2 separate regions of the Homo sapiens genome follow, and region 2 is linked to region 1. The links are chromatin contacts, found by Hi-C or POLR2A ChIA-PET in ENCODE. All regions are on one chromosome and are shown on one strand. Each heading gives the region's core, a stretch centred on a gene start or an enhancer-like site at or near the end of the contact. The rest is flanking DNA. Distances are from core to core; before and after follow the strand shown.

Evidence for each region. Hi-C counts contacts between places; a loop is a spot of excess contacts on that map. ChIA-PET counts read pairs that join two places held with the same protein, here RNA polymerase II (POLR2A). Pooled maps may share reads with other maps.
Region 2: POLR2A ChIA-PET joins it to region 1 with 28 read pairs in activated naive CD4-positive, alpha-beta T cell. The contact joins the enhancer-like site here to the promoter of CPN2 in region 1. A Hi-C loop is called at or near these places in 2 of 168 maps with a recorded cell type or tissue (MCF 10A and posterior vena cava) and 3 of 50 pooled maps. POLR2A ChIA-PET finds 5 or more read pairs at or near these places in 4 of 52 experiments (B cell, Caco-2, RWPE1 and 1 more).

Annotation. Positions count from the first base shown.
Region 1 is chr3:194,349,773-194,353,141 of GRCh38, reverse strand. It overlaps CPN2 (carboxypeptidase N subunit 2), which reads left to right and starts at 1,814. Exons shown (of 2, transcript NM_001080513.4): 1 at 1,814-1,900. RefSeq lists an enhancer at 1,489-2,338.
Region 2 is chr3:194,298,766-194,302,134 of GRCh38, reverse strand. It overlaps LINC00887 (long intergenic non-protein coding RNA 887), which reads left to right. Exons shown (of 3, transcript NR_024480.1): 3 at 1-936. Among named protein-coding and RNA genes, the nearest start is that of LINC00887, 12 kb to the left of the region's middle. Within about 2 kb of position 1,565, at least 14 of the 41 ENCODE cell types and tissues checked have a DNase peak (open chromatin) inside an H3K27ac peak, as active enhancers do.

The sequences.
Region 1 (3,369 bases), core at 565-3,064:
AATCAGCTCACGTGCAAAAGAAACATTAATTTGTACTCATAAAAAGCGTAGATAAAAATCAATACCATGCAATGAGTGAAAAAGCCATCAGTCTACTTTAAATGGTAGACTCCTGGCATTGAAACGATCTTAGACTGCTCGTCCAGGTCACCCCTTCACCCTGCTCGCCTCCACACACCCACTCCTACGCTCTCACCACACACCCACATACATCCTCACACTCACACTCACTCAGTGCACACTCACACATACCCACTCACCACACACCACACACACACATACCCCAACACACTCACACCTACTGCACACACGCACACCCACCCATTCACCACACACACCACACACCCACACACTGCACACACACACCCACTCACCACACACATACACCCACACACCCACTCACTGCACACTCACACCCACTTACCACACATTTTCTCACACACTCTCATTCTACACACACGAGACATACTCATGCATATACACACCCACTTATACCACACACACCCCTACACCCACTTACACACACCCACTCACACATACACCCACTTACACACACTGCACACCTACACACACGCACTCACCACACACACCCCTACACCCATTCACACATATACCCACTCACACCCCCCACACCCACACGCACGCACTCACCAAACACTCCCCTACACCCACTTACATACCCATTCACACATACACCCACTTACACACGCACTCACCACACACACCGCTACACCCATTCACACATATACCCATTTACACACACACACCCCACACCCACACGCATGCACTCACCAAACACTCCCCTACACCCACTTACACACGCACTCACCACACACACCTTTACACCCACTCACACATACACCCACTTACACACACATCACACATGTGCTCTCACCACACACACTCCTACACTCACATACACACGCCCACTCACATATACACCCTCTTTACATACCACACCCCCACACACGCACTCACCACACACACCCCTACACCCACTCACACATACACCCACACACGCACCCACACACGCACTCACCACACACACACCCTACCCACGCGCGCACACACCCACTCACACATACACCCACTTACACACACAACACACCCCCACACATGCACTCACCACACACCCCCTACAGCCACTCACATTTACACCCACTTACATGCACACCCCCAGATGCACGCACTCAGCACACACACACTCCGTGTGTCTTGCAGCCCTGGTTCCACACCTCCGGAGATGGGAAAATCCCTCCCTTCCAAAGCAGCATCTTTCGTCCTCGGCCAGCCCTGAGTGTGTGAGCGCTCCTCTCCATATTGGGCCCCAATTCATCTCCCTATAGCTTTTCCCCCTTCTAATTCAGGAAGGGTTTAGAAAGTTCATTCATTAAACAAGCAAACAAACACAACAAGACAAAACAACAAATCCACAGCCCTCTTGAAATGCCTCCGGGCGCTGAGAGCCCAGCAGGGGCCTGAGGCTGAAGGCAGGCTCCCAGTCCCTCTGCCTCTGCTCACAGGTATGGGTGTGAGCGTGGACCCCATCCCAGGCCTCACCAACCCAGCCGCCTGCGGGAATCTCTAGAGCTTTCTGAGTGTCCTCGGGGTCCTGAAGGTGCCAACCCTGCAACCTCGGTGGGATTTTGGCCCCGGCAGGGCTCTGTACATGGGAGGAGTTCAGGGTCATTTTGTAATCTTCAGAGGCCTTGCCAAGGCCCTCTCCCGTCCTGTGACCCTGGTGACATTCTGGGACGCTGGGGCCACGTGAGGGGAGGAACCACTGCCTGGAACTTTGATCAGCGCTGGGGCTGGATTGAGCTGACCACAGGCCACACCAGACTCCTCTCTGCTCCTGAGGAAGACAGGGCAGCCCGGCGCCACCCGCTCGGCCCTCACGGTAGGCTCCCGGGGTCGCTGAAGGGCTCCAGGGTCTGCAGGGACGTGGGGGCAGGAACGGGAACTTGCGATCTCCCCCGTTTCAGAGCATTCCGCAGCTCCAGGCAGGCTGCGGTTCTGGGGGGCCCCTGCCCCGGGAGGAGAAGTCCCTGAGGTGCTCAGCTAGGGCGCTGCTGGGAAGAGGCAGGAGGAAGGTGGGGCGGGGGTTTGTGAGATGAAGATCTGCCAGTCCTGGCCTACAAGGCTGGTAGTGAGTAGAGGATAAGCAGGGTGACCAGATGTCCAGGTTGGCCTGGTTCTGCCTAGTTTATACTTGTCATCTTGGCATAATAATAATAAATAGTATTACTAATTACTTATTAATCCTATATTAATACTAAATATTATTAATTATTTATTAATATAATTATTGTTTTTTGAGATGGGGGTCTTGTTATGTTGCTCAGGCTGGTCTTGAACTCCTGGCTTCAAGCGATCCTCCCACTCAGCCTGCTGAGTAGCTGGGATTACAAGCGCATGCCACAGCACCCAGCTCAGGCCCAAGGATGACTAGCTCCTGGTTTCCTTCCCAGAAGCGTGCTGGCTCATATAATAAAGTTTGTGGTGAAATAAACCTGCAGGGGGCCACCTTTTATTGAACATTCAGTATGTGCCAGGCGCTGTGTTAAGGGCTTTCTATTTACTATCTTATTTAGCCTATTTATCATCCAATGGAGTGCTAATTTGAACTCTGAGGGCAGAGGTGATAATTAAGTCTGGAAAACCTGAGGCTTAGAGAGTTGGAGTGATTTGCACAAGCCCACACCGCTAGTAGGTGATGGCGTCAGAATCTGATCCCAGCTGGGGGCACTGGCGGAGCTAAAGTGCTTTCCCCTGCTACTAAGCAGGATGAGAGTAAGGCCTGAGATGCGAAGTCACTGAAAGCCACAAACACATTCCTTCAATTCAGCACACAGGGCCTGACTGCCTTCTCAGTGCCTGGCCCCGAGCCAGGTGCTGGGGTGCAGAGCTGCTTGCAGAGACACCACAGCAAGACTGCAGTACCACGGGCTCAGTCGGGTGGGTGCAACTGACTAGAAAACAGAGCGGAAGAGCCCAAACATTCAACACAGTACAAGAGGGATCCGAGGACCCAAGAAAGGGCCGAGCGCGGTGGCTCACGCCTGTAATCCCAGCACTTTGGGAGGCCGAGGCAGGCGGATCACCTGAGGTCAGGAGTTCGAGACCAGCCTGGCCAACACAGTGAAACCCCATCTCTACTAAAAATACAAAAATTAGCCAGATGTGGTGGCAGGCGCCTGTAATCCCAACTACTCGGGAGGCTGAGGCAGGAGAATCGCTTGAACCCGGGAGGCAGAGGTTGCAGTGAGCAGAGATGGCGTCACTGCACTCCAGCCTGGGAAACAAGAGTGAAACTCTGTCTCAAAAAAAAAAAAAAAAAAAAAAAAAAAAAAAAAAAAAAAAGAAGAG
Region 2 (3,369 bases), core at 316-2,815, 51 kb after region 1:
GACTGTCAGGGTCATTAGCTAAGAGTAGGAGTCAGAGGGATGAGTGGGTGTCGTTCACCAGAATTTACCCTTCAAAATGTCAGTGCTTAGTAAATGAATGTGTTCCTTTATTACTAGTTGTTGGAGGGTCCTTGTTGACATCTTGCAGAGGTCTGGCTGTCACTTTTAATCAGAATGGCTATTCCCCACTCCTGCTGAAGAGCTCCAGGCCTGGCGGGGGTGGGCTGGCGGGCTGTGGTGGTGGTAAGGGCTGTCCCCCAGCACACTGTTAGAACTTTACTTATCCTCTTGCTTGAAGTGTGGGAGCTGGAGACCATTCAGGAAGCTGTGGTTACAGTCCCAGACAGGGTCCCTAAAAGCAAGGAGCCATTCCCAATGCTTCCTCCTTAGGGAAGCCTTCCCTACTTTCTCTTCCCTCTTCTGGGCAGAGTTTGTACCTTCCTCCTTTTTGCTCTCTGTTTATTTCTTTAATTTAACACTTAACAACATAATACCATCTTTATTTGTTCCATGTTTGTATCTTCTACTGAATGTGGCTTCAAGAACAGAAAGCACAGAACGTGGCACGTTGGAGGAAATCAGTAAGTGTTTGCTAAAGGTCCAACAATGAAACAGAACAGATATATCCAGTGCTATGCCGCGTCAAAAGAGTATGAGAGGTATTGTGGTGATGCTTTTGAATGCTAATCAGAATAAGGAGGGTGACTAGTCCATAGTTATATAGAATATAGGATATACAGAATATACCTTTTTCTGTAACGGGATGTGTCACTTAACTTTGTTCCTTAAAGCTCCAGAAGCCCAAGGTCACCCACAATGATTCAAGTATTATCAATGTTGAGAGCCTGTAAAAGCATCAAGTATATTATAGTTTCCAAAAAATTGTGAATTAGACTGAAAACCAGCATTTAAAAAATAAAGTGATGTTGACTTAAACACTGGTTTTATATACATGCCGCATATGAGCTGTGGAGGCCGCTCACATGCCAGCGTACTGGTTCATCTGCAATGGGCAGGCGGGCCATACCCCACTGGGGAGAAATCTTATGGGCTTCAGAAATGTCTAATGAAATAAGATTTTTAACTAGTTCAAAATCGGAGTTCAGAAACAGTTCAGTTAATATTTAAGTGTCGAGTTAAGAGAGGAGGTTGAACAAAATTCATTTTGAAGCTTTCACAGAGTTTTTAAAAAGCAAAACTTTAGACTTAAAATGGACTGTTTTATTATATGCAATGCACGTGAATATTAAATGTATGTTAAGTTTTTCATTTAGCAGATTTCTCCCCAGACTTTTAAAACCACCACCAAAAAATATTTACATATTCTCTCCTCTCCCCCAAAGCATCCCTCCCGTACACAAATACCCTTATTTTGAGACCGTGTTGCTCTAGATTAAACCAGTTCTTCCAAGAGCAGCCCGTAGGATTCTGCTCCATCCAGAGCAAGGCCCTTGGCTAAAGTCACTGCCTCTGCTTGACTGAGCCGGGCTGGGAATCTCATTATGGAAGCTTTCCACCTCCTTCCCAAGCCAGCCCTCTAGCGGAGGCCAAGATTGCGTCATCGGTCCTGGGCCTCATCCCTCCTTGCCTGAGGCCTGCTCACCTAATGTGTTTCAGGAGCATTCCAGCAGCCAGGCCTTCAGTTGCTCCCCGATCCCAGATGGGGAAAACCTTGTGCGGCACATTTGCCTCAGGAAGACTGCACTGGGCTCCCCGGCGCCCCTAGGACAGCGTCCCTTCACGTCGGAGAGACTGGGTGTGGGCCGTGAGGTTTAGGAGGCTTTAGGAGAAGGAAGATCCTCTCTCAGGAGTGAAATGATCTTATCTGAGAGGATGGAAGTGGTGAGGGCATCAGCATGGGTCCTGGGCTGCGGCTGTGCCTCTTCCTCCCCATGCTGACACGTGCTTGCCCACAAGCGCCCCGGGCCTCTACATCTCTTGGTAGTTTAAAGCTCTATTTTAGTCTCAACTAGCAGTTTCTCTCACTGGTAGATCTAAGTTCTAAGACTATTCAATGGGTTCTGTTTCTTTTTTTAAGAATTAAAAAAACTGTTCCAGTTAATTCACGGTCACTATGAAAAAAATAGGCAGGACATGTAAATAAAAGATTAAAATATATACAAATCAAAGAAGGAAGTACACCCAGGCCAGTTATCAGGCAAGCTTGCCAGACATCAATCCAGCAAGAAAACGATAGTGTGCTTTGAAAATGCCAAATCCGGCCGGGCGGGCGGCTCCCGCCTGTGATCCCGGCACTTTGGGAGGCCGAGGCGGGCGGATCACGAGGTCAGGAGATCGAGACCATCCTGGCTAACACGGTGAAACCCCGTCTCTACTAAAAATACAAAAAATTAGCCGGGCGTGGTGGCGGGCGCCTGTAGTCCCAGCTACTTGGGAGGCTGAGGCAGGAGAATGGCGTGAACCCGGGAGGCGGAGCTTGCAGTGAGCCGAGATGGCACCACTGCACTCCAGCCTGGGCAACAGAGCAAGACTCTGTCTCAAAAAAAAAAAAAAAAAAAAAGAAAAAGAAAAGAAAATGCCAAATCCGGCCAGGTGCGGTGGCTCATGCCTGTAATCCCAGCATTTTGGGAGGCCAAGGCGGGTGGATCACCAGAAGTCAGGAGTTCAAGACCAGCTTGACCAACATGGAGAAACCCCGTCTCTACTAAAAATACAAAATTAGCTGGGCATGGTGACGCATGCCTGTAATCCCAGCCACTCGGGAGCCTGAGGCAGGAGAATCACTTAAACCCAGGAGGCAGAGGTTACTGTGAGCCAAGATCGTCCCATTGCACTCCAGCCTGGGCAACAAAAGTGAGACTCTGTCTCAAAAAAAAAAAAGAAAAAAGAAAGAAAAAAAGAAAATGCCAAATCCATTACTTCTTTGGGAACCTCAGGTGTAACCGCTGGTGTGCTGTGGATGACACAGCATCACTGGGATCTGGTGCCTGGTATGAGCTGTGTGAAGGAGTAGGAGTGTGCTCACCCATCCGCAGGGCCACCGTTGGTCACTGTCCTACATTTTCCCTCCTTGCTCCCAGGGCTAGTCCTGGTTAGGTGTGGGCGGCAATCTGGGGACAGCAGTCAGCTTGCTGTCTGCTCCACTCTGCAACAAACTGCCTTCCTCAGTGCCCACCCCAACGGAGAAGGAACAAATGGTCTTCTGTTTGGATGGAGGAGAGGATTTGTATCTGTTCTCAGCTGCCTGTGGGTTTGTGCTTCCCACCTGCCTGCCCAGGCCTCATCTGATGTATCAGGAGTCCTCTGGGCGGGCACCAATGAGGGCAGCCTTTCAACTAATCCGGGGTGCCACCGAGGAGCTGGAGTGCGAGCTCTTTGGCCCTATGGGAAGCTCCCCTGGGAGGCTGC